2 separate regions of the Mus musculus genome follow, and region 2 is linked to region 1. The links are chromatin loops, found by intact Hi-C in ENCODE. Cell type or tissue: heart. All regions are shown on one strand. Links, peaks and the distances in the headings refer to the core of each region. The heading gives the core; the rest is flanking DNA.

The links. Hi-C counts contacts between places; a loop is a spot of excess contacts. Peaks named below come from ENCODE experiments on the same cell type or tissue, not always from the same donor. Only the 100,000 strongest peaks of a DNase experiment are listed, where the experiment ranks them.
Region 2: it touches region 1 in a loop (2.1-fold over the local background); 2 of 42 quality-filtered maps call a loop at or near these places.

The regions. Positions count from the first base shown.
Region 1 is chr8:71,404,518-71,408,600 of GRCm38, forward strand. Babam1 (BRISC and BRCA1 A complex member 1) reads left to right here. Exons shown (of 9, transcript NM_026636.2): 9 at 1-255. Ankle1 (ankyrin repeat and LEM domain containing 1) reads left to right here and starts at 1,495. Exons shown (of 9, transcript NM_172756.3): 1 at 1,495-1,580; 2 at 1,670-1,822; 3 at 2,162-2,267; 4 at 2,345-2,456; 5 at 2,696-3,232; 6 at 3,354-3,525. The coding sequence starts at 1,519. It overlaps Gm39193 (a long non-coding RNA gene), which reads right to left and starts at 1,494. Exons shown (of 2, transcript XR_870504.2): 1 at 1,359-1,494; 2 at 831-1,202. In heart, for the core only: CTCF peaks have their summits at 1,512 (motif pointing right) and 2,327 (motif pointing left); DNase peaks (open chromatin) are centred at 544, 1,464 and 2,354; H3K4me3 peaks cover 1,758 bases; H3K27ac peaks cover 2,050 bases.
Region 2 is chr8:71,271,012-71,276,304 of GRCm38, forward strand. It overlaps Haus8 (4HAUS augmin-like complex, subunit 8), which reads right to left and starts at 1,579. Exons shown (of 11, transcript NM_001163042.1): 1 at 1,273-1,579. The coding sequence starts at 1,301. Myo9b (myosin IXb) reads left to right here and starts at 1,703. Exons shown (of 40, transcript NM_001142322.1): 1 at 1,703-1,818. In heart, for the core only: CTCF peaks have their summits at 1,361 and 1,571; DNase peaks (open chromatin) are centred at 1,560 and 2,270; H3K4me3 peaks cover 2,291 bases; H3K27ac peaks cover 2,054 bases.

The DNA of each region.
Region 1 (4,083 bases), core at 22-2,521:
CACCGGAATAAAAATCTGAGGTCCCTGAGCCCACCCTTGGTGTCACTTTGGGCTCACTGAGACCTGTTATTAATGTCACAGAAAACAGGCACTAAACAAAGCAGTGGTGTATGGCTTCAGGCTCAGCTGTATCCGAGTAACCCACAGGCTGGTGTTCACTGCGCTTTCCAAACTCCTCTTCATCCTACAGAACCCACTCCAGATGTTCTTTTATCCAGAAAGTCCTCCAGAAACAGGGAAGATCTATTGAAAGTGGAACTGGTATGGCTGTCATATTTGGGACCTCCTAGATACACAAAAGTCCCAGCTCCAAGTGGGAAGTGGGTTCTGATGACACCTGTCACCCCCAATCTCAGTATCCTGATCTGATTGAACTTGTGTAGCCATGTGGTCTCGCCATGAGCAATCACTGCCTAGGGTTTGGAACCCTGATGTCCTAGGCAAGGATGGGGACATAGGGTGTGCGCCCTAGAAGAGGAAGGGAAACCCAGGAACCCCCCAGCCCCAGGTCAGACCAGAGGTTCAACCTGTCCACCTTCTCCATTTATAGAAAACAAAATGGCAGTGGGTGGGAGTTGGGCTCACCTTGATACAGGCGGCTGAGACATGAGGAGGCCAGTTCTAGGTTAGCAGGGCCCGCATTGGGAAGCACTGGATCAAACGGTGCATAAAAAATAGGCCAGGAGCCTATGATGACTCAGCCATTTAGAGCACAAGCTGTTCTTGCGGAACACCCGGGTTCAGCTCCCACACGGGGTCTCACAAGTCCACTTTCCGGGGATTCGATGCCCCATTTCTGGTCATGCAAGCAAAACACCCACACACTTTAGTTAATTTAAAAAGTAGGTCAGCTTGATTTTCTGGCCTTTGCATTTATTGGGCACTTAGTGTTGAGCCCTGTACTCCCATTTGCAAATAAGGAAAATGAAGCTCTTTATATTTTTTAATTAATTAATGTGTATGTGCACACGTGCGTGTGCTTGTGCAGGCTCCCGGCCCAGGCACACGTGTCGAAGTCCGCCTGTTCCTTCTTTCCAATGTGTGGGTTCTGGGTATCGAACCCAGGTCACTAGACTTGGCAGCAAGCATCTTGACCAGCTGTGCCGTCTCGCTGGTCCTCTCAAAGCTCTACTCCACAGAGCTACAGCCAACTCAGCTGTGCCATGCTGTTCCTCGGGAGTCTGATCCCAGCACTCGGTTGGCTGAGACAGGAGAATGACTGTAAGTTTTTGAATACCTTGAGGTCCGTCAGGGGTATCCAGGAGTTTGTTTTGTTAAAGACAAAGAGAGGCCCCGCTCTTTATCCCCAGCTCCCCTGGAATTTGCTGTAATTCTCCTGGCATCCCAGATGTACGCACCAAACCCTGGAGTCCCTCTGGCTTGCTCCGGACGTAGGGTGCAGCTAGTCAATCCCGATCGGCGTGGGGCGGGGCCAGAAGCAGAGGTGGGCGTGGCTGCGCGTGCGTAGACAGTTGCCGCGCGAATTTGAACTGCAGAGGGCGGTGACTCCTATGGGACATGGCCGATACTGCATGCTTGGCTCTGAGGCTGCTAGCAGCACTACGCGAGGAGGAGGCGCGGTGAGGGCGGCCGGGTCCGGGTGCTACCCGACCTTCTGCTCCCCGGGTGGTCAGGAGGTCTGAGGTCTACTGTGCTCGTCCTCCTGCAGGGCTGTGGAGGAGCTGCTGCGCCTCGGAGCGGACCCCAACCTGGTGTTGGACGATGGCGCTGCGGCGGTGCACCTGGCAGCCAGAGCGAGCCACCCGCGCGCCCTGCATTGCCTTCGGATGCTGCTGCGCTGGGGAGCGGATCCCAATGCTCGGTGAGGCGCGGCCCGGGTCCCTGGGTGCGGTAGGCGTGACTTGGGACAGCGGCACTGGACGTCAGGCTCCGGGTCCGAGGCGTCAGTCAGGTCTAAGATGGAAATGTCTGCTTCCAAGGTCGGGTACAAGGTGTCCCATAACTGTCATCTGGCACTCTGGGAGACTGAGGCAAGAGGATGACCGTGAATTAGAGTCTCACATGGTAGTGGGCACCGGTCATCCCAGCACGGGGAACTGAGGCAGGAGGAGCAGGAGTTCATGGCTAGCCTGGGCTATGCGAGACTGCCTAGGAAAGGAACCAACGCCGCACACCTCTCCTCTGTCTTTGGGGATCCCAGGTCCGCGGAGGGGCTGACGCCTGTGCATGTGGCTGCCGCGTGGGGCTGTTGTGGTGCTCTGGAGTTGCTGCTGAGCCGAGGAGGTGACCCCACACTGCGGGACCAGGTCAGTACCCCGCGCAGGCACACATGGGTGGCAGGAGGGTGGGTTAAGGACGCCCCCTGCTGACGGTGACTGCACAGGATGGGCTCAGGCCCTTGGACTGGGCACTACAGCAGCGACACCACAACTGCGCACGAGTGCTGCAGGAGCTGGACACGCCCACCCAGCCTGATGAGACCCGAGAACCCACAGGTGAGAGGAACTGAGGGGGTGTACCGGGCTACCACACTGCCCGGCCCAGTTCTGTTTGTACATCTATCGTGTCAATCACTATCCATGGTCTATCTTATCGGTCACATAACTATCATGCCAATTACCTACCTGTCAGTCATCTCGCACCTATATCATTTATCATGTCTATATCATACCTGTTTATATCTGTGTTATATCTGATTACTTATTTATCCATACATTTATACATCTATATGCAGAGACGTTTCATGTAGCCCAGGGTAGCTTTGAAACTGAAACATGCCAAGGACCTGCCTTAGCAGAGTCTTCTGGAGTTTCTCAAGATTCGGAGTTGCACGTGCATAGAGCTGAGCTGGAGGTGGAGGCTGTAGAGGTGGCTGTGCATCCCCAGAGCTCTGAGGCCACCGAGAACTCAGACTACAGCAGCGATGCTTCGTTTGTCACTGCAGTGGAGGACTCTCTGCAGCCCGGGCGCCCTGGGGGGGCATTGGAGCTAGTGGCTGGCTTGTGGGTAACCCGTGGGGCTGTGTCAGCTGGGAAGGGAGCACCCAACTGCCAGCCGCAGGTCCTGACATTGACTGCAAGGGACACGGACAAACCCGTACTGCCTGGTGATGGGGATCTGGGGGCTTTGCACCCCCACAGTTCGGTGCCCCCCATGTCGGATCTGCAGCTCCTCCAGGCCCTGCGGGCGCTGGGCTATAGCCCTGGACCCGTCACACCTTTCACCAGAGGACACTATCTACGGCGGCTGCAGGAAGCCCAGGCTAGCCGTGGTGAGTCCTTAGGTGGTGGTATTCAGAGTCTGGCTACACTCCAGGAATCCTGCCTTGGCTGTTAGATAAACCACCCTCACCAGCTTTTGTCCTCCACCCTGAATCCGTTTCCCCTCCCCAGCTGATGTAGGGCATAGCCAAGAACTGGCGGAGGCACTAAGGACAGGCACCATCCCTGACTGCCAGGTGGATGAGGAAGCCCTGGCTCAGTGCTTTCAGCGGCTGGATCCCTTGAAGAAGTGGCGGGAAGGCATTACAAAGTCTAGTTTTACGTATCTACTTCTCGACCCCAGGTATGGTGACAGAAAAGCCAGGGGCTGAAATTAGAGGATGACTGTGCAGAGCAAAACTCCGCTCTGCAAGTTCCTTTCTGGTTGGGTAGGGGAAGGGCTACCCCTTGCTGATAGTTTCTGCCTCCATCTCATGGTTTATAAGATCAGACTGTGATCTCAGGTCAGGGTTGTAACATCAAACTCAAAACAACAAAACAAAAAACCCCCAACAAACAGTAGGAATTTGCTCTTGATTCACTGTGTGTACCTAGGGAAGGGATTAGTCTTCTCTGTTTGCCACCTCCTTTAGAAATGGTGTCTGGGGCCGGGCAGTGGTGGCGCATGCCTTTAATCCCAGCACTTGGGAGGCAGAGGCAGGCAGATTTCTGAGTTCGAGGCCAGCCTGGTGTCTGGGGTCAGTTCTAGCTGTGAGTACCCATTTTATGGTGTCCTGGAAGTGGGTACAGTGGCCATTCTCCCTGTCTGCCATCATCACCCCTCCTTTTCACACTGTATGTTCTGTGCATGTGACTGTGTGCATGTGCTCACACACTGTGGTGCTCATGTAGAGGTCAGAGG
Region 2 (5,293 bases), core at 1-2,500, 130 kb before region 1:
CCTGCCTTTCAGGGCTGGGAGTCTCAGGTGTAGGAGGCTCCTACCATAGGCCTCTTCTCTTAGCATTTCAGCATTTTACATTTTATGTAGTTTGTAGTGCTCGTGTGCCATGATGTGCACATGGAGGGCAGAGGACAAAATGCGTAGTCAATTGTCTTAGTCAGGGTTTCTATTCCTGCACAAACATCATGACCAAGAAGCAAGTTGGGGAGGAAAGGGTTTATTCAGCTTACTCTTCCACATTGCTGTTCATCACCAAAGGAAGTCAGGACTGGAACTCAAGCAGGTCAGGAAGCAGGAACTGATGCAGAGGCCACGGAGGGATGTTCCTTACTGGCTTGCTTCCCCTGGCTTGCTCAGCCTGCTCTCTTATAGAACCCAAGACTACCATCCCAGAGATGGCACCACCCACAAGGGGACCTCCTCCCTTGACCCTAATTGAGAAAATGCCTTACAGCTGGATCTCATGGAGGCATTTCCCTAACTGAAGCTCCTTTCTCTGTGATAACTCCAGCCTGTGTCAAGTTGACACAAAACTGGCCAGTACATCAGTTATCTACTTTCACCATATGAAACCCATGGATCAAAATAAGATCATGAGGCTTGGTGGCAAGAGCCTTTGTTTCACCCACTTGACCTTCACAGAGTGTCCTTTGCTGTATACAGTCACAATAGCCCGTGACCCTCATCCTTCAGACTCTTAAGCAAACACCCATGGGTGTAGTGAGTCAGGGCTAAAGGGGAGTGCGACAAGCAACCCTAGAGCTCCTGAGGCCTAGGAAAAGGTCTGTGCTGGGACTAAAGTCGTGCTACCATGTAGGGTCACGTTTTTCCTTTAAAAAAAGGAAGGCTAGGTGGTGGTGGCACATGCCTTTGAACCCAGCACTTGGCAGGCAGATTTCTGTGAATTCAAGGCCAGACTGGTCTACAGAGCTCCGGATCAGCTACACACATACACACACACACACACACACACACACACACACACACACACACAAAACAAAAAACAAAAAACACCACTGTCTCCAAGGGGAAAAAGAGAGAATGTCCACCAAAGTCCACGCACAACCCCAATTCTGAACTGCATCTGGGACCCCAGCTCCCCAGCACGCACCGAAGCGGCTCAGAGCCTGGGCTTCTGGTCTGGGAGAGATTCGGGCATTGGCTCATAAGATCCCAGTTCTCCAGCTCCGCTGCCTGTGAGCCCAGGATCTGGTCTTTGGCCAACCCACAGGAGCCCCTAAATTCCGCCCTTCTGAGATCCCAACTCACCCTGCGTCCCGTTCTGAGGAATCCGCCATTCTCCCGCCTTCCACTCAAAGGCAAGCGTCTCAGGGTCCCGCCCGCTAGGAGGCAGGGAGTAGTGCTGGAAGCCGGAGGGTGCTCTCTTCACGCGAGCCGCGGGGCGGGCTCCAAGCTTGCTACAGTTCGTTCAGCCTGGCCAAGAGCGCCGAAAAAGGGCGTGGCTCCAAGGTGTCCCTCAGACGTGTGGGCTTCCGGCACCAACCTGAGCGGGCTAAAATACTGCTGGGGAGGGGCGTGACTATCATAGCGCCCGCCCCTCTCAGCTGTGGAACACTTAGCATCTGGAATGCACCAACCGCAGAGGGCGTTCGCTGCGCGCCTTTAGATGGGGCGGGACCTCGAGTCGCCCCGCCTCTCCGACGAGTTGGCGCCCGCCCACTCAGCGCCTCCGGAACCCGGAAGTGAAATCGCACGGTGCAGCGGCGGGCGAGGCTGGTCGCTTCGGGGCGGGGCGGCCGGGAGCAGCGGGCAGGCTGGCCGGGGACCGGTGGCGCGCAGCGGCCCGAGGTCCAGGTAAGTTCTCGCGGCGGCCGTGAGTGGAGACCCGAGCCGGGGTTGTGCACCGGGTTGCTCCTGAAGTCGTGGGACGTGAGGGCAGGATGCGGCCTGGGGGACGCGTGGACGCTGAGGGGGTTGAGACTGGCGGGCTTACCGCGTCTTTCAGCGGCGGCTGAGGAGAGGACGTGGCTAAGGTGGCATCTGGGGGGATCTCAGGAAACGGGGGAGGCCAGGAAGGCGGAGCCGAGGGGCCGTGCTAGGGAAAGGGACTTCTGCACTCGCGGTCTGAGCCCTAGGGTGTCAGAGAGGCGCCGGGCTCTCAGAGAATGGGAAACGGTCTGTGGCAACCCACTGTTGGGGCTGGAACGTCTAAAAGAGTGGGCCTGGAAAGACACGCAAAAACAGTTCCTCAGAGGGCCGGAGGAGTGGAGAGGAGGAGGAAAGGGAGATGACGGGGTGCAGCCTCTGGAGACTCGCCCCCGCCTTCCCCTCTTGATTCATCTTCTTCCTGACTTCACTCCCGGACAGCTGGGTGATCCGCCAGGGCGAGTCCCAGCGCCCTCTGGGTTCTCTCTCTGCTTTGATAGGCACATCACTTTCTGCTCAAGAAAAGAGTAGCTGGACTCTAGAGGAGGTTGCGGGGTGGGGGTGGGGTTCTGACACCCGAACTGCGTTTCAGAAGAAAGGGAGCCGGTAGGGTGGAAGCCACTCTCTCAAGAGAGTCACATCCTTGGACTTAAACGTTTTTTTGTTTTTTGTTTTTTGTTTTTAAATGACTTACAGGAAATGTATACCTCAGCGGTGGCAGAGATCTCAGCCCCGTGGAGTCACAGCTGCCAACAAACCCTCCCTTCTTTTTCTAGGGACCCTAACTCCCAAGGCTTTATAGGGGAGTCCTTTTGTGCCTCTTTGGCTCATTTTCCAGCACTTTAAGACATCCACCTAGCAGCCCCTCAGGTTGTATCTCCTTACCTTGTTGGGTATTGTCTAGTCTTTGAGACTTCAGTATCTTAAGGTGTCAAGGAATGGCTGGAGGTGGCATGAGCAACTATAAAGTTATTGTCACCGGCCTCTCTGCTCCTACAAGGCCTTGGAGCTGCCTGGTTTTGATTGGCATCACTTTCTCCCCCCCCCCCCTTACCAGTATTCCCTGTCTGCTGTGTGCTTGCTGAAAGGAGGCCAGGTTTAGAGCTCCATTTGGTACAGGAATCTGGATATAAAGGAAGCCTTAGAGACATGACTGCCCCATTCACTTCAAGAATGTTCTGGAAGAAATCTTTCAACTTAGCTTGCCCAAGGGCACACGGTGCAAGTCATGCCCCTTGGAATATCGAAGACTTTTTGGTCCTGAGACCCCAGGAAGGACATGAACTTTCCTATGCATGACACACTTTTTCTCCTGCTTACTTGGAGCTGTGACTCAGTGGAGGTCTCCTGGAAGAAGCAAGCGCCTTGTTTGGGGTCTGGCCTGGGGCAAGACTCTGCCTATTTCTCCTTTGGATTGGCCTGTGTCAGCCTTTTTCCAGAGCTAACCCCACTTATTAACTTTCATGTTTCTGGTACACACCCTTTGGTTTTATGCAGCTCCAACTTTCTGTCTCTTGCCCTGCAAATGCTGGGGACGGAACTTAGAACCTTGTGCTTGCTTACTGGGTAAGTGTTCCACCATAGAGCCACACCTCCAGTCAGGTGTCCAGGATGCTACCTGCATGAAGCACAATGCTCTGGCTTTGACCTCCTACTTGGGTAAAACCCTCTCTCAAGTCTAGCTAGTACCTTGTGGGTCAGGTGGGGACTCAGGACTCCTGGGCTTGACTCCCTTCCTGACAAGAGACCATGAACTTGTGGCTTCCCTTTCCTTATCTCTCTGGTAACATGTGGTGAATGGGTCCAAAATTAACCAAGCAAGAGCTGGTTGTGCCAAGTGGTTGGCTGCCTCCTGAGAGCAGAGCTGAGATCTCCTTGTGCCTCAGAGGAACAGCTATTGTCCCTTTACATGGAAAGAATGGCATTCCCATTAGGCAGACCTTCACAATGACAGGTGACATGAGTTATCACAGGGGCAGAATTGGGAAGACTGAGAGCAAGACTTGGGATGTGGGGGGGTCCACTATGTTTCCTGGGAAGAGTGTCTGGTCTGCAGTCAATCCTGGGAAGCCATGTCAGTGGTGAACCCAGAGTGACAGGAACAGATATCCTGTCACTCTCCTCTTTGGGATACTTGCTGTAGCCTCTGCTTTAGTTTGTTTCAATTTTCTTTTCCATTCAACCACCAGGAAAGAGTCCTTTCTCAAAATGGACTCAGGCAGGTGCTGGGTTTGGAGATAGATCCCTAGACTTTTCTAGAACCAGGAAGCGAGGCTGGGAGGCTAAGTTTATGCTCTAGCTCTTATCACACAAACAGCCCAAATATCCACAGCACCCTAAGAAAGCAAAAAGCCAACAAGTCTGTGTCTGTATTCCCTAACCCTCTAAAATAGCCTTTACCCAAGTTTGGCTGTCAAACTGTCCTGACATCTGGTGTGGGGGGCCATTCTTTGCCCCAGGGCCATCTGTGCACCATGTGATGCTGTAGTGTCCCCAGCTTGCATTGGCAGGAGTGTGTTGACCAATGATGATGATGGGTTGTATGGAGTAGAGTGGGCCACATGGAATGGACCCAAGGTGGTTATAGATGCTGTGCTGCAGTCCCCGCTAGCCTCGGTGCATCTCAGGGTCACCTGCAGGAGTCAGGAGAGGTGGGGACGCCTTGATTGCTAGATCCCGCTGGCCACTGCATGGAAGGAGACCAGGGGAAGAGTAGGGCAGGTGAATCAGCCGAAGCAGCCTGGCAGGCACAGCAGGGCCATTGTTTCTCTTCTCCTTGTATCACCACTGACCTGAGTTTCTGGAGACTCTGTCCCCATCTGGAAGCAAACTGTCACTTTTCTTGCAAGATTAGCTATACCAGACTCCATTCTCAGAGGTTGCCCAATCGACATGCCTTTGAGAAGCTGCATTATCTCCTTCATGGGCCCACGCTCTCAAGATAGCCATCCTTTCACACACGGTGCACGCATTGAGCCTCTTTTGGTCTGTGTGTGTGTGTGTGTGTGTGTGTGTGTGTATGTGTGTGTGTGTGTGTGTGTGTGTGTCCGTGTCCATTTCTATCCCCTCCTGTTCCTTTTCCCCTGTCTCACCAATGATCATGGCATAGCTGCTTCACTTCAGTGGGGAAGGTCATCCACTCTGGGACCCATCTGACTGATGATCTGCTCTCAGGTGTGGGCCTCAGTGTCCCACCTGGTAGGCCTTTGTATCTTTAAGGTCCACAATCTAGCTGTGCCAGGCAGCCCCTGCCCGGCCCACCATTCAGCCAGGCCCAGGCGTGGCCTCCTCACAGAGCAAGACAGGCTCTTCTCTTTTGCCCTCTACGTCTCAGAGAAGCAGAACAAAGGGCCTTGTCTCTGCACTTCTGTCCATTTTGTCTGGGAAAGTTCTCCATGATTTG